Regions from separate parts of the Homo sapiens genome. Here region 2 is linked to region 1. A link is an interaction called in ENCODE POLR2A ChIA-PET data of the cell type or tissue named here. Cell type or tissue: MCF 10A. All regions are shown on one strand. Each heading gives the region's core, and the rest is flanking DNA. Links, peaks and the distances in the headings are about the cores only. Region 1 overlaps RBM20 (RNA binding motif protein 20). Region 2 holds the start of LOC105378485 (a long non-coding RNA gene).

The links. ChIA-PET counts read pairs that join two places held together with the same protein. Peaks named below come from ENCODE experiments on the same cell type or tissue, not always from the same donor. Only the 100,000 strongest peaks of a DNase experiment are listed, where the experiment ranks them.
Region 2: POLR2A ChIA-PET joins it to region 1 with 8 read pairs; 1 of 35 experiments calls an interaction of 5 or more read pairs at or near these places.

What each region holds. Positions count from the first base shown.
Region 1 is chr10:110,658,763-110,670,834 of GRCh38, reverse strand. All of the region lies in intron 1 of RBM20 (RNA binding motif protein 20), which reads right to left. Among named protein-coding and RNA genes, the nearest start is that of RBM20, 20 kb to the right of the region's middle. RefSeq lists an enhancer at 5,570-5,864. In MCF 10A, for the core only: no CTCF peak of the experiment used is centred there; a DNase peak (open chromatin) is centred at 5,674.
Region 2 is chr10:111,433,885-111,445,956 of GRCh38, reverse strand. It overlaps LOC105378485 (a long non-coding RNA gene), which reads right to left and starts at 12,026. Exons shown (of 7, transcript XR_007062289.1): 1 at 11,788-12,026; 2 at 6,427-6,635; 3 at 4,529-4,608; 4 at 3,171-3,322. In MCF 10A, for the core only: no CTCF peak of the experiment used is centred there; a DNase peak (open chromatin) is centred at 6,456.

The DNA.
Region 1 (12,072 bases), core at 2,879-7,878:
ATTACTGCTAATATTTTTTCTTTCAAGAATTTCCCTTTTTGTTGTTACAGTCGTGTTGTTATGCATAAAGTTTGGAGAAACTGAAGTACATCTCAAAGTATTTATGAGAATAAGCCATATTTCCTGCGTCAAGAGCATCCCAAAGGAAACCTGTAACAGGGATGGTTCTACGGTATTTAAATGTTCTCTGAGCGGGGCTCCCTCTTGCCAGGGAAGGAGGATCATGCTGGCAGCTGGAATTAGCACCGTTCTCAGCCGCTGTATTAGAGAACCCCAGCAGAGATGAATGCTGCAGGGATTCCAGGCCTAGCATCAATGCCCACAAATCATAATGATGGTGAAAGAAGCAGAAGCCAATGTCTGGGGCTTTTCACACCCAGCAGCTAAAGAAATACAGTCCAGTCATGAGAAACTTAGTTTCAGATCTCACCAACGGGCAGTCTAAGGATGTGCCACATTCTTCACTTCCTATCTGTCTGTGCCAGATATCAACCAACAGTCCCTGGGAAAGAGACAAGAGTGAGCTAGATCATTTCTTGAATCTACTCTAAAACTCCAAGGTGTGAAACTTTTAGACTCCCTAGGAAATCAAGTTGAAGCAAGGAAAAATCAAGACAAAAATTCTCAACTCAAGACAACATGCATTGAATACACATTCATGTAAACGTGCAAAGAGAGATGATACCACTTTAACAAACTGTAAATATTATTTCACACAAAAATCACCATCTAAAAAAATCACTCTTCAAAAAAAAAATAAGGTGGAAACTAAAAGGTTTCAAAGAGATGAATTATTAGACTTACTAAATAAAGTTGGGTCATGGTTAAAACCAAAGCAAACATTTCTGGAACAACTAAATAGGGTGAAATCGAATGGTTTCAAAGAAATGGCATATTATTTTTAATTCAGCAACCTTTAATCAGGAGTTTGTCGATTGACCAAGTTCTAAGCCTTCTCCAAAAGCCAGTAGAGTACCTTTTAGTCACTGTGTGCTTAAGAACTGTGTCAATGTACAACTCTTGCCACCCCAATCCCTACCTTTTACTAACTGGACAGACCCAAAAATGTCAGTTTGGCTGGGAAAGCCAGTCCCTTGAAATGTACTACAACCAGGCCAGATACAGTGGCTCATGCCTGTAATCCCAACACTTTGGGAGGCCAAAGCTGGAGGACCGCTTGAGCCCAGGGTTTGGACACCAGTCTGAGCAACACAGCAAGACCGTATCTCCATTTTTTAAAAAGTACTGTAACCAAGTGAAGGTGCAAAGTTTTCAGATTTGAAAGCAATCTTCTGAGCCTACAAGTGTTGTAATTGAATCCAAAGTTTTGTTGAAAGGCACATACAATCACGTAAGTGGTTTTTGAATGGGAGGCAAAAAACCATAAGAGGCTTTTCAGATAGATTGTAGTGGCCTGTAAACACGTCTTACTTCAAGTTTATTGCTTTTAACAGAAAATCCAAATAATACATGGAGGAGCTGGTCGTTTAAATATCATTCCTATTCCCCAAAAGACAACCCTGTCCCCCCTACCCCGCCACACGCATACAGACTTGCCACACTCCTTCCCAGTGCTTCCCTCTCAGGCTATCTGGAAACACTTTCATAGTTCTCCAGCCATAAGCAAGCTCACCGTCAGTGGATTAGCCAAAGTAACCAGTATTTTAAATTAATCTTCTGCTTATTCTCCATCATGGCTTTGCTGCTATTCCAGAAAAAACGAAGGAAGATTTTCCTCTGCTTAAAAACCACAACACCTTTATGAGGTTCAAGACAACTAAGTTAAATACACATACATGTAAACATGCAAAGAGAAATGACACAACTTTAACAAACTGTAAATATGTTTTCCATAAAAGTCACCATTTTAAAAGTCACTTTTCAAACAAAACAAAGCAAGGGCCAGGACTTAAAATGATCAGTAGGTTTTTTGGTTTTTTTTTTTTTAATTGTTATACTAAAAAAGTAACCACAGGGAACTGTCCTAAGAAGTTCAAAAAAGAACTTCGTCAGTCTCTGCCTTCAAGTGAAACATTAGGCCAAAGAATCTTAAGAGTTGGGATCAACTCTGCCTCTACCCTCCCCTCTCTTCACAGTCCTCAAAGAGCAGACATGAAAAAGATTTCAAAGAGGGAATTTAAGAGGGTTTCTAAAAGGTTTCTCTGGCACTCTCATCACTCATCGCAAACTCTCTGGGCAGGAACGACACTTGTTCAGTTTTTTTTTTCCTCTCCCTCCCTCCACCTGTTGTCCCAAGTCTCCCTTGGTATGTTGGGGCCATTCGCAATTTCTGCTTGAATGACAAGGTCTCCCCTATAATCCAGTGTCTCCCCTTCAACCCAAGTCGCTGCTTCTAAATTGGAGCCCCCTAGAAAAATATGTGCCAATTAGGGGAGACTTTACGCATCACAAAATGGCCATAGGTTGGTTGGTTTGGTTAGTTTTTCCCTTGTTTTATGCTTTTCAGTATTATGACTGGCTGCACCTTAACCTTCCAAAGTAAGTGAAGCTGAGATGGGTGAAGACGCACACAGTCAGATAGCAGGGGGCTAGGCTAGTGGTCCCTAATTCCCTTTTGGCCTCCCCACCCAAGGTAGCCCCAGACACAGCTCTGGAATTCCAGGCGGGATGCTTGGCATACGTCAGTAATTGAGTTAGGGGGATCTAAAGAAAGACTTCACGTTCACATTCATATGCTAAACTTAGTTAAAAATAGATGCAAGAAGGGCCTGACTTCACTTTTAATTTTAGCCTGGTGATGAACATGCCCTAAAGACAGAAAGTCACCAGGCATTTTCCTGAGCGCAGTGATCTTCATATTTTTATAAAAAGGAAATGCAGCATGTTCTATTAATAAAAGTGCTGTAGCCTCAGTTAAATCCGGACAGTTCGTAAATCAGGGCTCCCTCTGGCTTAGCTTCCCTGCACCACTCACTCACACCCAAGCCCCAGAAAGTGGGCAGGTCACATGCATGGGGGGTAAAGTGAGCAGGACACCAGGGGCCCAGGAATCAAAGGCCACACTGGATGGCTTTGTGATCAGTGAGGCACTCCAAGGCATGGCTCCCAGACACTTCCCAGGTGATCAAATGACTCAAACAAGTGCATTTGCCAGTCATTCTTAAAGGGCTAATGAAAAGATCGACACTGCCAGGATGAAGCCCTGTGTGTTACGAGATTAGTGATGAAAAGGGGGCTGGGTTCTGGCTGTAAGAGGCAAACAAGGTAGAAAGGAGAGAAAATGTGGTGCTTGCTTCAGGAAGAGCAGGCAATTTCACCTTTTCCTTCCAATCTCAAAGCTGGCAAAGTTCAAGCTGGCTTCTAGTCATCTAGCTACTTACCTTTCATTCACCCACCGAGGCAGGATCTTCCCCACTGTCCATGCCCATCAAGCCACATGACAAAATAAAATGGAGCCAGGTAGAAAAAATGCCATCCTTAGAGCACTGAGCCTCCTCATTCAGGCTAAATGATCATCCCAAACTTAGGCAAGGTGGCCCAAGGTCCCCAAGAAAGTGCTGGAGAATATCATGGGGTTCAGTGGGGGTACCCACGTCACAGGGATGTCCAAACACATAAGCTCCGGCCCAGCCTTGGGATTCTTAGGATCTTGGTGAATGCACTGCAGTCTTCTTTTCTAAATGAACATCAGAGACCTCACCTCTTGCCAGGCACTGTGGTAAGCATCATATGGACAATCTCATGTCATCCTCACAACAGCCAAATGAGGTTGGTTGAAACAACTGTGGCACAGAACAGTAAGACCACACACATCCTAAGTAACAGGCTGTGCTACCTAACCCAGATCTCTCTCAATCCAAAGCCCAGGATGGTGGCAACAGAAAGGGCCCAATAAGGCCACAGTGGGAGGAATGCGGTCTATTTCCATTTTCTTCCCTTATCCTTGGATAAATTTCCCGCCCTCAAAGGAAGACCGACTCTGATGTTTTGGTGGCAGTTTTTGTTCTTGATTTGCCTTGCCCCAATTTTCCCATGTTTATATTACAGCTGCTTGTAAAACCCTATAATCCTCAATCTAAACAATCCTACAATAGTTTGAGCCCCAAGAGAGACATAAATTCTGTAAGGTAAGATGGAAAGACTGTGAGCTTTGGAGCCAGACAGATGTGAGTTAGGATCTCAGCCTCCTACTTGCTGGCCAGGTGATTTTTGTTTTTTATTTTTTTCTGAGACAGGGTCTCTCTCTGTCACCCAGGCTGGAGTGCAGTGGTATAATCATAGCTCACTGCAGCCTCAAATTCCTGGGCTCAAATGATCCTCCTACCTCAGTCTCCTGAGTAGCTGGGGCTACAGGCATGTACCACCACAGCCAGCTAATTTTTTAAAAACTTTCTGTAGACATGGGGTCTGGCTATATTGCCCAGGCTAGTCTCAAACTATTGGCCTCAGGCAATCGTCCTGCCTCAGCCTCCCAAAGTGCTGAGATTACAGGCATGAGCCACTGCACCCAGCCCCCAGGTGATTTTTAAGAAGGGTCTGTCGGCTCCACAGCCCAATATTAAATTTAAGGACATCTGAAAACAGAACTGGCCAAGTGGCTGAGCTGATGTCTTGTTCTGTTTAACTTTTTATTACGGAAACTTTCAAATTATACAAAGGTAGAGAGAATAATATAATGATTTCCATGTACTCACCACCCAGCTTCAAAAATTATCAATCTATGGCCAATCTTGTTTATTTTGCACCCCCCTTCATTATTTTGAAGCTAATCCCAGACATATCATATTTAATCTATACTTTAGTATACAACCCTAGAGTATAACTGCTTTCTTTCTTTCCTTCCTTCCTTCCTTCCCCTCTCTCTCTCTCTCTCTCTCTTTCTTTCTTTGTGCCATCACACTGGGCTAATTTTTTGTATTATTTGTAGAGACAGTTTCACCATGTTGTCCAGGCTGGTCTCGAACCCCTGGATTCAAGTGATCTGCCCATCTTGGCCTCCCAAAGTGCTGGACGACCATGAGCCACAACACCCAGCCAACTTCTGTATTTTAACATAATCAAAATACCATTACCACAGCTATAAATAAGTAACTAATAAATAATATTCTTTTTAATGTTCACATAATCAAATAAATAATACATGAATAAATAATTCTTTAACCTCACTATTCAAATATAATATCTTAGTTATCATATATATCATAGATTATCATATATATGTATATGCATGCATGTATACATGTTACAGTTAGATTTGTTTTGAGCTAGGACCCAAACAAGAATTATATACTACATTTTGCTGATAAGTATTTTAAGTCCTTTTTAATCTACAGATAACCCCTCCTGCTATTTTGATTCTTAAAATTTATTTGTTAAGGAAACCAGGCCTGCAGCATGTCCCATTTTCTGATTACCTGATTCATCTGCCCGATATCATTTGTACATGTTCCTGCATCCCTTGTATTTTCTATAAACTGGTAGTTAAATCTCAAGCCTGCCAAGACATTAAGATCGATCAGTGGGTTTGAATATTATCAGCCTGATCCCTCCATTATAAAGAACGCCATCAGCTGCACCTAACAGCTTAGTAGCCATTAACAACCACATTGTCTAAACTCATTATTCACCAGGGGTTGCAAAATGCTAATATTCATTCCTTCTGTATTTATTAGACGGCATTCTTCTATGAAGAATTTTCTGACTGGTCATGGTGACTCATGCCTGTAATCCAACACTTTGCGAGGCTGAGGCGGGAAGATCACCGAAGCCAGGAGCTTGAGACAAGCTTGGGCAATATAGGAAGAGCCTATCTCTACAAAAGAAAAAAAAAAGTAGCCAGGCATGGTGACATGTGCCTGTAGTCCCAGATACTCAGGAGGCTGAGGTGGGAGGATGGCTTGAGCCCAGGGGGTCCAGGTTACAGTGAGGTATGATGGTGCCACTGCACTCCAGCCTGGGTAACAGAGCAAGGACCCTGTCTCTAAAAAGAGAGAGAGAGAGAGACTGAAGAAGGAGGACAGGAGGAAGACAAAGGGGATGAAAGTTGGTTCCCCAGCACCCTATAGTGGAAACTACTGAATTTTTATTTTTTTATTTTTATTTATTTTCTTTTTTAAAAAATTTTTTTGAGACAGAGTCTCACTCTGTTGCCCAGGCTAAAGTGCAGTGGCACCATCTCGGCTCACTGCAACCTCCACCTCCCAGGTTCAAGCGATTCTCATGCCTCAATCTCCAGAGTAGCTGGGACTACAGGGGTTAGCCACCACACCCAGCTAATTTTTGTATTTTTAGTAGAGACGGGTTTTCACCACGTTGGTCAGGCTGGTCTCAAACTCCTGACCTCAGGTGATTCCTCCCTCTCAGCCTCCCAAAGTGCTGGGATTACAGGCATGAGCCACCAAGCCCGGCCGAAACTACTGAATTTTTTTAACTTATAGATTTTGCACATGTTAATATATTTGATGTATGTAAATCCACTATAGTTATTATTTTTAATGCCCAAATTGTTCAATATTTGGACAGGGGGAGCCCCTTCAATTAGCTTCTGAGTACTTCTCACAGGACACCGTGGTCTTTGATAGCTTCTTTGCTTTCTGATACAACAAGATATTCCAGCTCATCTTGTACACTTTCTGCCCCAGGCCTGGAATCAACATTTTTCTAAGGATTCTTAGTTTCTTTTTAGCAGAAAAAATGTACTTAGAGGCCATAATCTGGATGTTACAGGTGCTTACTGCTACTAGGTTTGTCATTATTTCTAGGCTGTTCAGTAGACAAGGTTAGAAAAATTTTTTTATTTGTTTAAAAGAAAATACATCAGGAGTTCTTACTAATATTTCCAATTCAAATTTAGAATTACAGGATTTTCATTTAATATCTTGATGGTAAAATTGTCACTGTTTTTGTATACTGAAAATTTTGGTTTCTAATGATTGCAACATAATTGCTCTTATTATGTATACTCATATGTTTATGTGGGTGTGTGTGGATATATATTAGTGTCAGTACAGTTCTATCAACATTTTTACTTACAATATTACTGAAAACAGCTCAAGATTAATTTGGCATTCACGTTGACGGTAAGATATACACTAGGGATGTATAATTAAATTAATTGTGTTTTCAAGTTATCTGAAATAATTGTGTGGTTAAACCACCAACTTGATACATAAGTTTGTTTCACTTTAGTCTTGATTTTTGGGGATTACTTTTGTCCATGTGAATTTAATTTTTTTATAATTAAGACAAACATCTATAAGCTTCCAAAGTCAAATCTACAAAACAAAACACATTTGGAGAAGTCTAGCTTCTACCTCTGACCCACTCTTCCATTTCCTACCTACACATACAGGTAAATATTTTTATTGGTTTATTCTTCCATTTTTAAAAAAGTATAAGCAAGTACATGTATATTTCTTAAATAATAGATAGCATGCCATCCGCTTTTTCTGCACTCTGCTTTTTCATTTAATAGTACGCCCTGGAGATCATTCCATAGCAGTACACGGAGATCGTCCCCCTTCCCTGTCATTGATACATAGAATACTGTGTTCTACGTATCAGGGTGTGGAATGTGTATACAACTGGCTATCTTCTCTGTAAGAAAGCAGGGTGATGGCTGGGTGTGGTGGCTCACGCCTGTAATCCTAGCCCTTTGGGAGGCTGAGGCAGGTGGATTGCCTGAGCTCAGGAGGTCGAGACCAGTCTGGGCAACGCCCCGACTCTACTAAAATACAAAAAAATTAGCTGGGTGTGGCAGTGTGCATCAGTAATCCCAGTTACTTGGGAGGCTGAGGCAGGAGAATTGCTTGAACCTGGGAGGCGGAGGTTGCAGTGAGACAAAATCGTGCCATTGAACTCCAGCCTGGGCGACAGTGTGAGACTCTGTCTTAAAAAAAAAAGAAAGAAAGAAAGCAGGGTGAGAGGAAGGTGAATATATATTTGTATTTGCTTCAGTGACCAGAGGGGCCAGATTTGAGGGATGTCCAATGTAGGGATGAACAGGAAGATCAGAGCCTACAGGCTGCCTAATCTCAGACACTGTGTTCTACACATCAGTATAGAGGAAGGAGGGCGATCCTTTACTCAACCCATTCCCTGGTGATGGACATCTGGGTTGTCTCCAGTCTTTTGCTATTGCAAATAGTGACATGATGGAGAAGCTTGTGCCTATGTCTTTTAAAAAATTTTTGTGTGTGTATCTTGGGATAGATCCTATAATAGGATTGATTGGTCAAAAGGTAACCCACATGTACTTTTGCTAGATATTGCCAACTTCTCCATAAAGGTTGTATCATTTCATGTTCCCTACCAAAAAGTGATATGTTTTACATGCTGACAAGTTTTCTTTAATCCTTCCAAAATCTTGGGAGCTTTAATTAAAAACCTCTGAGAGAAATGTGAATGAAAGCCATCTGATTCAATTCTCTACATTTTAGACCGAGGAAATTTCTTTGAGAAAGGGCAGTGATGTTCTCAAGGAACTGCCTGACCCAGTTTGGCACTTTACACATAATCTCTGTCTCCCCTAGTGATGTCAGAGAAGTCAGCACAGTGTTAAATATTCGGTTTGAAAATATGATAGATTAGTTTTGGTCTTTGTGAACCGCAAGTGGCTTCCTGAATTGGAAATGAAAGTTTACTGGGGAAGGAGAGCTTCTCAGTGCTTTTTTCTTTCCTCATCCCTTCACAGCCCTTCTAACAAAGCACAGATCTATTTGGAATTTAATGGTACCATTCAAGTGCTGGCTCCTATCCACACCAACACCACTGAAGATCATCTCCCTTGAGCGTCCTCCCAGCAGCTGGGATTAGACAGCATATAGACTCTGCCACTCAATGCTACTATCTTTTTTTTTTTTCCTGAGACCAGTCTTGCTCTGTCACCCAGGCTGGAGTGCAATGGCATGATCTCAGCTCACTGCAGCTTCCGCCTCCTGGGTTCAAGCGATTCTCCTGCCTCAGCCTCCCAAGTAGCTTGGATTACAGGTGCCCACCACCATGCCTGGCTAATTTTTTGTATTTTTAGTAGAGACGGGGTTTTGCCATGTTGGTCAGGCTGATCTCAAACTCCTGACCTCAGGTGATCCACCCACCTCGGCCTCCCAAAATGCTGGGATTACAGGTGTGAGCCACCGTGCCTGGCCCCTACTTTCAACATCTCTCAAATCTCACCCTCTGGTCACTGAAGCAAATATGAATACATATTCACCTTCCTCTCACCCTGCTTTCTTACAGAGAAGGCAGCCAACTGTATATACCTTCCACACCCTGATTTTTGCCCTTAGTAATATATTCTTGAGACTTCTCTGTATCCGTACCCAGAGATGGTCCGAATAGTATTGGGAGGATGTAGCCAAGTGTTATTCACGAATCCCCTATTGCTGGACACACGGTTGTTCCAATCTTTTTTGGCCTCTATGTCTAGGGACTGAGCCCAGGCCTGCTGCTCTCCCTCCACCATCAAGATCCCACCAAATACACAAGTCAGATCCCAGCCTAAGGGGTTCTGGCTACACTGGCAACTGCTGGAGCTGGGCCATGAGAAGAGCACCAAGTCACGGGTGCCCAGGGAGAGTCTTACTTCCAAGAACCCCACAGGAGCAGAGGCTACAATCTTCTAACACCTTCCACTTTCAGTTTCCTGAATCACAAAACTCAGACCCTGAAGCCCATATAGTTCATATCCTAGGTGGGCTCAGAGAGGGAACAAATGCCACCACATAACAATCACTAAAGTCAGTATTTTTACCTATAGTTCACTTAGTCATTCAACAAATATTTAGTGAGCATCTTCCAGGTGTCAGGAATTGCTCCTAGGCCCTGGGGGGTAAATCACTGAGTACAACTCTCCTGCCATTGGAGAGCTTATGTGGTGGGGGCAGGGTGAAAGGAGCCATAATAGACAGTAAGAACATAATAAATGAGTAAATTATATAATTTGTCAGAACAGCGGTCCCCAACCTTTTCGGCACCAGGGACCAGTTTTTTGGAAGACAATTTTTCCATGGACTATGGTGGCAAGGGATGGTTTAGGGATGATTCCAGCATATCACATTTATTGTGTACTTTATTATTTATTGTAATATATAAGGAAATAATTATACAACTCACCATAATATAGAATCAGTGGGAGCCCTGAGCTTATTTTCCTGCAACTAGATGGTCCTATCTCGGGGTGATGGGAGACAGTGACAGATCATCAGGCATTAGGTTCTCATAAGGAGCATGCAACCTAGATCCCTCCTATGTGCAGTTCACAATAGGATTTGCCCTCCTATGAGAATCTAATGCCACCACTGATCTGACAGGAGGCGGAGCTCAGGCAGTAATGCGAGTGATGGAGAGCAGCTGTAAATACAGATGAAGCTTCGCTTGCTCGCCCACCGCTCACCTCCTGCTGTGTGGCCTCGTTCCTAACAGGCCACAGCCTGGTACCCGTCCATGGCCTGGGGGTTGGGGATCCTTATGCTAGAAGACAACAAGTGGAAGAAATAAAGCAAAATAAGACAGCCTGGATGGGAAGAGATGGGTTCAAGATGCAATTTAAATAGGGTGGTTGGAGTAAGTCTCCCTGAGGAATCGTGAGCAATCACTTATTTTCCAGGCAGCTTCTTTTTTTTTTAAGCTGCCACAAGTCGACTGTCATTATTACTGCTATAGTTAAACTGTCATTATTGCAAATGTCAAGGCAATAATAAAGCAGTATCTTGGTGTTGCTGTTGTCTTGATTTGTGTTATTTTAGAAATTGCTTGAGGCCAAGCATGGTCACTCACACCTATAATCCCAGCACATTAGGAGGCTGAGGCAGAATGATCGCTTGAGCCCAGAAGTTTGAGACCAGACTGAGCAACATGGTGAAAACCGGACTCTACAAAAAAATACAAAAAAAATTAGCCAGGCATGGTGGTGCACACCTGTAGCCCCAGCTCCTTGGGAGGTTGAGGTGGGAGGATCAGTATGCACTCTAGTCTGGGTGAGAGTAAGGCCCTGTCAAAAAAAAAATTAAAAAAAAAAGAAGAGGAAGAAGAAGAAGAAGTGGAAGAGGAAGAGGAAGAAGAGGAAGGGGAAGGGGAACGGGAGGAAGAGGAGGAGGAAGAGGAAGAAGAGGAAGAGGAAGAAGAAGAGGAAGAGGAAAGGAAAGAAAAGAAAAGAAAAAAAAGAACAGAAATTGCTTGAAATAGGCAGATGCTAGCTTAGGGCTTAGAAACTTTTTTTTGAGATGCAGAAATGTATCATTGAAAGCATTGATGCAAGCAGGTTTTAAGGAGTGTTCCTAGTGGTCATTTCCACCATTTATCCTATTTGGATCAAATCTCTCAGAAATTCAGCCTGGAAATTGCCTGCACACAATCTGGCCTCTGGCTGGAGATGACAGCATGAGACAAAAAGCTGGCTTACATGAGGACACATGTATTCAGTACTGCTTTCCTACCAAGGCATGTTCACCTGTCATCTCATTGACTGTTTGAACAAGCCCCATACCCTGGTCCCCCTTTAACCCATGTGGACTCTAAGAAGCTAAGTGCTACCTCTGGTCACACAGTGGCTTGAGAGTGGAGCCCAGAGCAGAGCTGAAGTTTATGACTTTCCGCATTTATATTCTTCTTATATGGCCTCTCTGAACATAAATGTCTGTCTAGCCCTTTCAGACAGGCAGTCCAAATAAAACATAAGCTGGAGAAAACCAAGCTTTGGCGTCACATCAGGTCTCACCCATGAGAGCATCCTGACTAGTATTTCTCATCACCAAGTCAGTTAGATTGAAAGTTCAGTTGCAGTTAAGTTCCTCATTCCCAGATATTCAACACACTATGTGCCAGGGGCTCTGCTAGGTGATGAGGATAGCAAAGGTGAGTGGCAGTGGCCTTGACTGCAAGGACTTTGCATGGTCTTTATGGGAGACAAGCAAGAGGAGAGCACGGACAAATGCTACTATGGGAGCCACAGACAATTACAGGAAGAGGGTCACTCAGCCCTCCTTCCTGCTTAGGGTTGGGGAAAGCTCCCTGGAAGAGGTGAGGTCTAAGCAGAATTCAGAATGTTCTAGTTGAGGAGAGGGAAAGAGGGCAGCCAAGAGAGGACAGGAAGTTCTGGAGCTGGAGGGCTGA
Region 2 (12,072 bases), core at 3,935-8,934, 770 kb before region 1:
TCTCATTGCACAACTGAGAGTCTGCAAGTTTTACCCCAAGGGAACATGAAAACTCAATCCAGTATTGACCTCAGCATGTGGAGGTGAGCCTCTGAGAGTGCGGTGAAGGAGCAGACAATTACCTCCTTAAAGGAGAGACGGGGTTTTAATGACCACAGCTAGATGGGAGGGGAGGGACCCCGTGAGCCTCTTTCCTGCCTGGCAGAGTCGCTGCCTTTCTGATCCTTTCCCACCTCTAGCCCCTGGGGAAAGGGAGACAGAGTTTGTAATCAATGATTGATTGATTAAATAAATAAATAACAGTGCTGGCTGTTCTAAAGCACCACTCACTGCAACCAGCTTGAAAGCCTGGGCACTGGAGTCAGACTTGCTAAACCTACATCCCAACACTCCTGCTTACAAGCTGGGTGATCCTGAGCTCATTACTTATCCTCCCTATGCCTCAATTTCCTTATTTACAAGCTGAATTGCTAGAATGGTTGTGAGTATTGAATGAGTTAATGTGTGGACCTAGAGCAGGCTGTGGCACACTAGAGAGTGTCAACCATATTATTATCATTTTTCACAGCACTGATGAAACGCTCCTTGTGAACTTCTTTCTTGCCCACATTCTTGTGAAAACCACGCTATACAAAAGAGCATTAAATATGTAGATTTACAAACTTGATGGGTTACAAAAAAGCTGCAAAGGGCTTAGGACAGGAGGACAGTAATAATTAAACTATCTGTCCCTCCATGGTCTAAGATCTTTTAGAATCCAGGCCAAATACATACTAAAATGTTCTATTTTTCTTGGGTTGGTTATATAGAATTCACTTTTGGGATCAGAGGCCATTTTCTGTCTTCCAGAGTGAAAGTGTGCTTCTAACTACTTTTAGGATTGGAAAGAATGTAAGAGGAAGAATCAGGTCTGAATTTAATATCAGTGGGCCATGTGATTTGTACAAGTCCCTTCTCTTCTGTGGGCCTCAGTTTCCCCATCTTCGTAATGAGGAGGGTGTTGTCAATGGCCTTTGAAGAATCACCCAGCTCCACCAGTCCATCACCACCCCCATGTTCTAGGTAGCCTTTGTGTTGTGACTGAACTTCAGAAGTGGACAATAAGTTGGGGGTTACCCCCAATGCCCCAGGACTCAGGCTGGAGAAGTGAGCAAAGAATCAATGACTTACTTGGTTGTTGACATCTCAGTAGTTTTGTTTATGCTCATGGGGCCAGCAGAGTGATAATAAGTGTGGGTCTCCTGCCCCATTCTTCCAGTAGCACACTCATGGTGAGACAGGACCAACATCAAAGACCGAGTGAAGGAATTGGCTGTTGTGTGTCAGCCACTTCCCTCTGGAGGGCTGATGGTTCTCAGGCTTCTTCACTGTATGACCCTCCATGAGGTCCTTGGGTGCCCAGATTCTAACTATCTCACCTTCCAGAGGACACTGCTCATGGTACAGGCCTTGCTGCCCCCAACAGCCTCTGACAACTCTGTACTTCATCTCTGTACTTCATCTCCTTCTTGTCCTGGGCCTCCTGTCAAGCCAAGAGCTGGTGACCAAAGAGAGTGGAGGCTGGCCCAGCTTCACTCTGGGTTTCCATCTCCCTAAAACCACTGGTTTCTCCTCCCTAACAATTTCAGAGCAGGGTTATAAAACCCCATGTTTGAAATGCAGTAGAGCCCTGCTATTTCAATAAGGCAAGAGAGTTGGGTCTCTCAGCAATCAGAGAATGCATCATTCGATAAATCCTCAAACAAGAATTAGGCACCTGCCACATGCTAATAACAGTAGAGTAATCTTTAAGTGCAAACTAGATATTATAAAAGCCTCTTCACACTTTTTATCTCTTTAATATTTATAACAGCCTTATAAATCTACTAGAACAGTAGATATTTTATAATGATGCTCAGAAAACTGTGAATATTCTGGAAAGTGACACAGTCAGGACTCGACCAGAGATATAAGTACAATAGGAAATATGAAAAAACAAAGGACCTAGCTCCTGCCTCTAAGAGTGAATATCCTGTTGGGGAAAAAGAATGTGGGCTCCATCTGGCTTTGTCCTGTGCTATTGTTTGATAGTTTAATGCCCAGTGATAGGTAACATATTATGCAGATTATGAGATATAAGAGTTAGCTCACTCTGGCTTGGGAAGTGAGGAAAACTTGAAAGGGCTTCCAGCCAGGCTTTGGAAGATAGGGAGGGATCCTGTCAGCAAGGGGAGACCTGATCAGATGAGAAAAATAGCACTATCAAAGGCCACCCAACCGGGCCCTTCAAGAGCCTATTTCCTTCAAGTTATACTTGACTAAAGATGCAGGTTTGCATTATGGAAAAGGACACGAGAAGAAATTGCTCAGGTATTTCCTCACATTCAGAGCTGTGGCTGGCCTTGAGATCTGGGGACTATGTGCATAGGAACATGATCCAGGAAACAGCACTAGAAAATGGTTCTAACAATATATGGTGAAGCTCAAATTAAAGTTGGCTTGACTATTCCTAAGAGACAGCTCCTTAAACATTTTACCAAGTGCTATTCATGGTAGAAAATATAAAGACACACCCTAGTATGCTCACCTGTTTGGATTTTTAAAATTCATGCTATGCTTGTGTAATTCTAGAACATATTCCTGTTTATTTCAATCCACTTATTTATAAATTCCACAGATATTTGAGCCCCTATTCTGGGTTAGGAACTGTTCCAGGCGCTGAGAAAAAAAGCAGTGAAAATCCATACAGTCAACTCATGAAGTTGCATTTCTGAGTTTTTTTCCACATTTCAGTAGAAAATGGTCTCTTGGAAATGTATGGCATCTATTTGGGGCTTCTGGTACCCTCAGCGCAATGCCTGTGGGAGTCCCCCAGGGTATGCATGCCCACATTTGAGGAGTAGAGTCCTCAGAAGACACTCATCCAACCCATGGAAATAGGAAAGACTTCACTCCTTTAAGGAATTTTCTGTCAAATATGGGTATGATCTTCCAAAGCTGCACATCAATAACAGTCTTACTCTCTTCCTCTCCTATTATCAACAACCCTTAGAAAGAACCAAACCCTGGTCTTATGATCTCTCAATGTTCCCAAACTATGCTTCTATTTGTCAGGATTTCTTGGCTGCCAATAACAGAAAATCTAAACCCAATGGCCTCAACAGTAAGTACCACCATGTTCTGTATCTTACCTGACATGGGATGTATGATGGAGTGTTCCCAAGGGGACTAATTCGGTGTTCAAACCAGCATCACCAAGTCATATTCTTTCCACCATTCTTCACTGTCACACTTAGCATGCTAGCTTGACCTCTAGGTTGGCTCTTTCATGGCCCTAAGAAAACTACATACAACATTTTTGATGGTCATATGCAAGTGTCAGCTGGAGAGAGAAGAGCCCATTTTCTCTAAGCGTCTTTTGTTTGGTTGATTGTTTTTGGACTGAGAAACTCTTATCCAGAAGTCCCCTCTGTAGAATTCCCCTCACATCTTCTCTGTCAGACCTGAGTCATATGACTTCCCCTAAACCAGTCCCTGGCCAGGCAAATAGGATTACCATGATTAGCTGCCATGTGCTTTGAAAGAAGTGGGGATACTTTCCTATGCTGGAAGATGAATCCTGACTAAATATTTTTAAGCAAGGAGGAATGGGGAAAGGAGCAATGCCTTCTGAATGGGTAGCGAAGCGATCTGACACCATGGTTTCCTCTCATGTACTGAATTCCAAGATGGCGCTTAGTGTCATGTAAAATGTTTGCCTCCTACATGCCAAACATTGTCCTAGACACTGTAAAAGACATTGATTCCAGGTGCCTTCTGAGTTTTTCTTCAAAACTCCTCTCATAATCTGGACTTTTTTTCTGCTTATTTGTTAGTTTGCCTCACCAGCTGAAATGCAAACTCTAGGAAGGTAGTGACCATGTGAATCTTGTTCATTGTTTCAACATCTAGGGCAACACATGGCACACGATTGGCACTCAGTGAATATTTTTGAATAAATAAATAGGTGAATTCCTTACAAGATGCAATATTCTTCCTATTCTTCCATAGCCATTCTTCTTATTTTCCTTTTGGGGAAATTGGTCAATAGAGCTCAGGTAACTTGCTCAGGATCACTCAGGGAACATGTGGTAAAGTCAAACTTTAAACCTAGATCTGTTAGATTCCAAGTCCTTGTTCTGTCCCCAGTGCTATATTCCCTGTCCTTGCATGAACACAGCCTTTGATTTCATGAGTCCTCTTCCTTGGACAGCTACAAACCCCTTAGTCTCTAACTGCAGTCATGCTCTCAGTCACCTCTGCTCCTGCTCTTCTCTTGATCTGGAACCTTTTCTACCCACCTGTGCAGAGCTTCTCCCCACCCTGTACACATCCATGCCCAAAGTTTAGCCCAGGTCCCTCCCCCTTCCTGACACCATCATCTTGCCTCCATTTCTTCATCCTCTACTTCTAGCTTAACTGATCTCCCCAGGGAGAATGCAAATCCTCAACTACCCCATGGCCTTGAGAGAATAATGACTATGATCTCAGGTTCTATGGCCGGACTCACTGTGTGCAAATCCCAGCTCCTCCTGCTGATTTGTGTGATCCTGGGCAAGTTTCTTTGCTTCTTTGGGCCTCTTTGCTGATCTGAAAAATGGGGATAACCATGGAATGCACAGGACAGAGTTGTTGTGAAGACTGAGTCACCACGTGCAGAAGTCTTCATGCAAAGCACATGGTAAGAGCCATTTAAATATCAACTGTGATTTTTCATTTTTCTTATTTTCTTTCTTAACAGTGCCAGGCACTTGAAGGATGTTGAAGAAATTCCTGCTAGCACAAATTTGCTAATCGCCTGCTTCCTCAGTATATGGTATTTCTCCCATACTGTCCCGCAAATTTCAAGGACAGGCATTGTTAGTGTTTTCTCCTTCCTCTGTACCCTTTCAGGGTCTACTGTAGTGATAAAAGCCCGACAAGCACTTAGTAAATCCTTACGAAAATGAACAAACCAAAAAAGCCCTGGGCTTCAAAGAAAATTCTCATTTGAATTTCTTTTCTGCCTTTCCTCTTGCCTTTAATTCTACATCTCTTCTTCCCTTCTGAAAATCAGATTAAGCCCCACTGAGGCTAAACCGATAGTGTTTCAAGTCATTTTGTTAATGGATGTAAATTGGCTGTAATCCTTTTGTTTCATGGCTACTGGCAGTTGGTCAGGCAGGTGACTGAGATGAAGATTTTAATCACACCCAAAATATGATACCGGCTTAGAAAATGTCAGCCCTCCCCTGCACCACAGAGTCATTTATGATGACGCTGCAGTCGGAAAGAACCCAGAGAAACCTTAATTGGCCTTTGGCTAATTTCAGAAGCCAGGCCTTCCTTGTAATTTGCTGCAAAACTGGTACAATTCTCTGAAATAAGATCAGTGAGAACGTTACAGAAAATGGCTCAAGGCCAGATCTGTGCACCACAGATTCATTAAGGATGCCCTAGCTAGATTTAGCTTCCAATGCGCTTGTCTTCGGGAGCACTGGTTTCCTATTAGGACTTGACTTTCCAAGGCCACAGAAAAAGTTGCTCCCAGCAAGGTTTTGCAGCTGCCCCTTTGGTCCACACTTTAGTGACCCCAGAGAGAAACACTGGTGAGAGAGAAAAACAGGATAGTTGATTCACTTTGGGCAGGAGTCTGTGTCCCCACAAAGGTGAGTCTGGAATTGAAATTTAGAAAACGAGAGCATATAGAGCATATCAGCTGAGGCCAACCTAGGTGACACCTGGGCTTACACACATACAGTAAGGCCTCATTAACTTAGAACAGGGATGGCAAATGGATTTCATTTCATATGACATTTCTGATCGATTATAGTGGCTGCTGAGAACACTGTGTCCAGAGGGATTCTCCCACTGTATCTCAGCTCAACAAGAAAGAATGCTGTGATCATTCAGCAATGTCTGCTGTGGCAGAGTCATAGGAAGTGAACCCATATACCATGTGTTTGCAGTCTTTGACTTGGAATAATGGAGACAGAGTGGATTTCTGTCCAAAATGTTGAAAAATCTGTAAAGCTCCGTTGTGTTTTTTTATTTACTATTTTCTATAGTAAACAGTAACATAAATCAAAATAGGAATGTCTAAAGTTAGAGCACTTATTTAAAAGCTTTTATTCAGTGGACTCTCACATTTTTTGTTTTCTATCATTGGAAAACCTCTATCATGAGAGCCTATTGATAGTTTGTCAGTGAGGGAGACAGTCAATACAGAGGAGCTGTTCTATGGTAATGAAGGAGAGAAACCAAATGCCCAGTGTCGCTCACAGAAGACTTCTCCCTGAGTACATTCACCTTGAAACAAACCCTATACACATACCCCCTATTTCCATGGGTTCAGGCAAGCCTTAAAAAGAGAGCTCTTGCTCATTCTCACCATTTGCTGAAAGAAGCAGCAGCTGATGAGTAACTTACCTGTTTCACTTGCCATCTGCGTCATTGGTTCAGAACAGTAGGAGGGAACCCAGGAATTGAGCAAGAGGAAAGTCGCTCCACCAAGGGTTAGCTCCAGCCCCACTGCTGACACTGCCTGGTGTCAGCTCTGACAGCTGTTTGGCAAATCCACTCCTCCACTACTGTTCATGATGACAGCTTGAAATGGGGCTGGGGATATTCTCCCTTTCCTGAGTAGAGAGAATGAGAGAAATCAACACAGCAAGAGACATCTTCTCTGCATATTTTGTGGGTACCTGCAGGCTAATGGAAAAGGCACCAGTGATTCAGAGAGTAGGAGGTTTCTGTGCAAGTCTGAGCCTGGAGTGCCAAAGACTGGCAGTAGCCCTGGAATAAAGACAGTGCAAAGATTTCTAAAGACATTTCAATCTTTTCAAAGCCTGGGCTTGAATGTTTCAGTGCAAGTCAAGGGAAAGAAGAGGGGTTTTTTGGGAAGCAGCTGCCAGAAGTTCCACCTTCCGGCTGATGAGCTTCCCTTTCAGGCTGATGAAAGCAAGACAACTTCTTCAGCTTCACCAAGAAAGACATTTAGAAAAAGTCAACTGAGTCAGGCTAGAGATCAGCTCAGGAAAGTCACTGTCCTCCTCTCTCTCCCCCTACTGTGATATCAATAGCTGCAGAATCATCCCTGGTTTCTAATAAACTTGATGAAAATATGAATAACAGTTTTTTTCTGTTCACCTTCTCATGAAGTGGAAAATTCCTTAAATTGGGGGGAGGTTAGTCAGTGGACCAGTCTAGTTGGAAATTAAGTTAAATTCAATTTACATAAATAAATTGGGTTACTTTGGTATTGTAATTAATTCTTGCTTTGTAAAGTGAAGTTTGTCCCTGCAGACTGTGTCGCAGAATGTGCCATGAGAAACTGTCCTAATCTTACTGACAGCCTGGCTTCAAAGTCACCAGCAGATGGATTTTAAGCTCTTTGAGGACAGAGTCAAGGCTGATACTGTTCTGTTGGATAATCAGGTATTCACTTGGCAAGTATTTATTGAGCGTCTACGGTGGTTGTCCACCAGTATACACATGGTGCTTAAAAGTAGATACGATAGACAGATGTCCCTTCATTGATCTTATGATCTGGCTGAGGAGGGACAGTTTATAAATAAGGAATCCAATCAATAACAAAATCCTTTCAGGTGATGACAAATGCTATTTTATACTATAAAAAAATAGAAAATAAAAGCAGTAAGAAAGGCCCCTGGAGATTGGTGGCTCAGGGAGGAGGTGGTACATAGATGATAAAGAGTCAGCCTAACTCCTAGCAGAGGAAATGTCAAGTGCAAGGTGCCATAGGCAGGCAGTCTCAGTGGTACAAGAAACAGAAGGAAGACCAGCATCACCAGAACCTGGTAAGTGAGAGGGAGAAAGACATAAGAGGAGGCAGGCAGGGCAAAGAGGGGCTTAATCAATGAGAAGCCATTAGAACATTTTAAGGTTTTAATCAGTGATCTGATTAATATTTTAAAAGGTCATTCTAGCTTCTATTTAGAAAATGGATTGTAAAGGTAACAATAGATGCATCTTATATGTACATTATCATTCTAAATCGAAGGGGGGGCAGGTGAATGAGTGTTGAGCAGAAGTACACAGGCAAGAATTAGCTGGCTCTATTCATGGGTACAGGATAAGCTGCTATAACAGAAAGGTCTCACAATACAACAGCTTGAACAATATAGTTTATCTTCCTGTTGATAAGTCCATAGGTGAATAGTCCAGGGTTTGAGGGATGGCCCTTCTCTACAAACTCATCAAGGACACAGACCACTAAGTTGACCCAGCCTGTGGCTTCCATCTCTGAATCCCAGGCAAATGCTCTAGTTTTGCTATTTCCCAGCCATGAAGAAGCAGATAAAGGGAGAACTCCAGAAAGCGTCTGGTCAATGTTTAATAGCTGGCTCTCTGAGGGGGAAAAAAACGAACCCTGATTTGTAGCATTTGCTGATGTCCATGGTCTAAATACTTCTACCATGACTGATTTCAGACTACCAGCTGGACCTCTCTGAACTCAGAGTTGGAAAGAAATGCATACAGTGAGATCTCACAGGCAGTATGAGCAGGCTCAGTATACCACTGACCTCAGGACAGAAAAGAAATCCTTTACAAGTAAAAGCTTTTGCTAATTCTGCTGAAAGAAGTAAAAGCTTCTACTACAAGCTTGAACTATTCTCATATGGAAGCGTGATAAGGCACACCACACTCAAGAACACTAGACCATAGAGTCTGGGAGAAGCTACACATTAATTAGTGAAAAGGGGTTCAAAACTTTACTGAACTTCCCAGAAAAGAAACATTTTAAATGATGGGGGTAGAACACACGGAATTTTTAGGTTGGTAAAACTATCCTGTGTGGTACGGTAATGGTGGCTACGTGTCATTACACATTTGTCAAAAATCTACAGAATGTATCACACAAAGAGTGAATGTTAATGTAAACTATAGACTTTACTTGGTAATAATATATTAATATTGGCTCATCAATTTTAACAAATGCAAGAGGATGAGAAGGGAAATTGTGGGGGATGAGGGAGAATATTGGAACTCTTTATACTTGCTGCTAAACTTTTCTATAAGTCTAAAACTGCTCAAAAACATTAACTATATTAATTACATCAATTAAAAATATTTGTAGGGGAAAGATCACCATGTATATGTACATAAAGGTGAAAGTGTGTGTCTGTGTCTGCATGTGTATGCTGATGAGTATGCCTGTGTTTGTGTTGGTGCATATGTGTGTTGGGTGTGGAGGGTGATAGGAGAGACTTCTTCATCGGCCTGGTGACAGGAGAGCTAATTGGCTCACTGTGCTGCCCCTGAACCTCAGACCCAACAGAGTCAGCCCAAAAGCAATCCTTTGGAGGAAATGCCCATCATGCCTCAGTCAACATGGTGCCTTCCTCCATAAGTACACTAATTAGGGGCTTATTAATGTGGGCCTGCCTGAGACTGTACTTTCATTGACTATAGATATTTCCCATGAGAGTTCCCCTAAATCAGGGGTCCCCCAGCCTTTCATCCCTTTATTTGTAATTCCCCTGTCTACAATTGTTTTGGAAATAACCATCCACATGCATTCTGGTCTTGGAGGGGAAGGAGCACCAAGATGGAGCTTGAGAGGAATCACTATCCTCTTCTCCCTTTGTCCTTTTCCCAAAGACAAATAACCGTAAAGGATCATCTATATTATGATCTAAAATATCCAATTTCCTTGCTATTATACTATGGCCTATATGATAGTTCTCCTCCAGAACCTGTGAATATGCTCCTTATATGACAAAAGAGACTTTGCAGATGTAATTAAGTTAAGGATCTTGAGATGGGAGATTATCCCATTTTATCTCAAGATGGGATAATCTAGCCAGATGGACACAATATAATCATGAGGGTCCTTACACGACAAAAGTCAGTGTGACAAGGGAAGCACAGGGACAAAGAGAGAGAGATTAGAAGATACTGTGCTGCTGGCTTTGCAGTTGAAGAGTGGACTTGAGCCAAGGAATGTAGGTGGCCTCTAGAAGCTAGAAAAGGCAAGGAACTGATTCTCTCCAAGAACAACTAAAAGAAATGTAGCCCTGCTCACCCATTTTAGGACTTCTGACCTCCAGAACTGTAAGAGAATAAATCTGTCTTGTTTTGAGCCATTAAGTTTGTGGTATTGTGTAACACAATTTGTGATACAAAATGGGAAACTAATATACATCACTGCAGCCTGAGAATCTGCACTCTCTCCAAGATTCAAGCTCTCCAGGTATCCCTTTGTCTGCTTATTCTTTTTTCTTTTAGCACCTACTTTAACCTGTGGCCCCTGCAGTGAACCTTGAACCCTGACAAAACACACGTCATCTTGTCTCACTAGTGCCAGGCACAGTTGCAGGCTGGCGCATCAGGGCACTCAGTAAACACTTGTTGAATGAATGAATGAATGAATGAATTTTTCCAAAGTTATTCCATGCTCAAAAGGAAATATTGGGATTTATTGTTTTTGTGTTTTTTCAGTTATCTTCCCTCTATCCTGTAAGAAACCACCCACACACATAATTTTGGTGGCCTCTAGCTGTAAGTACACACAGATTCATTTCTTGTTTTGACCTGGCCCTGTGATCTAAGCTCTTTATGGGACTCCAGTTCCCAGAACTTCCTGCTGGTAAATGGACATCTCAACTTATTTTTATATGGGGTGTCAATTTAAACTAAAATCAGATGGGAAGCTCTACACAGCCCCAAAATATACTACGCTGGGTTGGGGTCAAAAAGAGATGGTGACTGTATCTGGGACAGTTTGCATGTGGAACTAATAAAGAAAACCTTAAATTTGGGCTCATAAAGAGAAAAAACTGCTACCAAGTCACAGATTGTACCCCTAACCCAGCCATCCATCTCAGATATGCAATATCCTGGGTCGCAAGGAGACTAGGCAACAAATTATAAGCAGATGAGATCCTAATATGGAAAAACATATCAAAGGCTGTCTCCTTCTGAGGGTGGGTCATAAAGTCTAAAAGTATCCAAAATACGATTTGCAAAGAAATTTAGAGACCAATAGTTCAACTTCTCTTCAGAGCTTGGTAAATGACTTCTCCCAGACCTCAGTTGTCTTAAGACAGTAAATGTCTGTTTCAAGTCTTGGCAGCATGTAAGTACAGGAAGTCACTTTTGTTTTTTAAATTAAATGCAAGGAATTAATGAAATGATCACATTAACTTTCTAAAATTTAATATTGACTAATTTCACTCTTTGGTCCTTTACAAAGCAGTTGAACTCTGTCAACCAAGAACACACGCAACACACACAAATACACATACAGGCACGCAAGCACGATTGGGAAGGGTGCTGATCCACAGAGGGGACAAGAGCTGTGCAAAAATCAGCTGTTCCCACCCTCCTTTCTCTTTGATTCCTTTCCATGAAGCTGGAAATGCCAAGTGTCAAATATTTCCAGTTACTTAAGCCCCTCAAGATGGATCTTTTATTTCTCAGAGAGAACACTGGGCAGGAGACTTCAGAGAAAGCTCCATTTAAATGTTCCAAGTTGATTTGCTTTTCCATGGGAGCAGAGAAGGAGGAGGAAAATGCCAATTAAACCAAGGCCTCAGGCACAGTCCTCTCATTACAGGAATCTGTGGTGCAAGATCTTTGCAGAACCCCTTCACTGTGCTAGATGAGCTCCTGTGATTGCCCACCTCTTAGAATGACCTCCAGGCCAATGACAGAGCATTCTTTCAGTTGTTCCAAATGAGACCCCATGGCTAGTAGGACATTTGGCATTTCTGTAGGGGTTCCTTTAAGCCACATTTTTCTACAGTCATACATGGGAAAACTTACCTCAGCTTAAATACAAGGAAATGCTCCAAGCTTGTGCATCTCTACGGATGACTAGTAGAGTCCACTTGATTGGAAGAAAGGCAGGCACCTCATGGCTTTGAAGTTCTGTTGTCTTTTGGACAAACAAGCTGGTACAATGGTGTTCTCATGGTGCTCAGCTTTGATCTTAAAATACAACCCATGAAATGACTGGAAGAGATAGTTCACAGTAAAAGAAATACAGTTGGTTAAAAGTTAATGCCTGTAATCCTAGCACTTCGGGAGGCCGCGGGTGGATCATGAGGT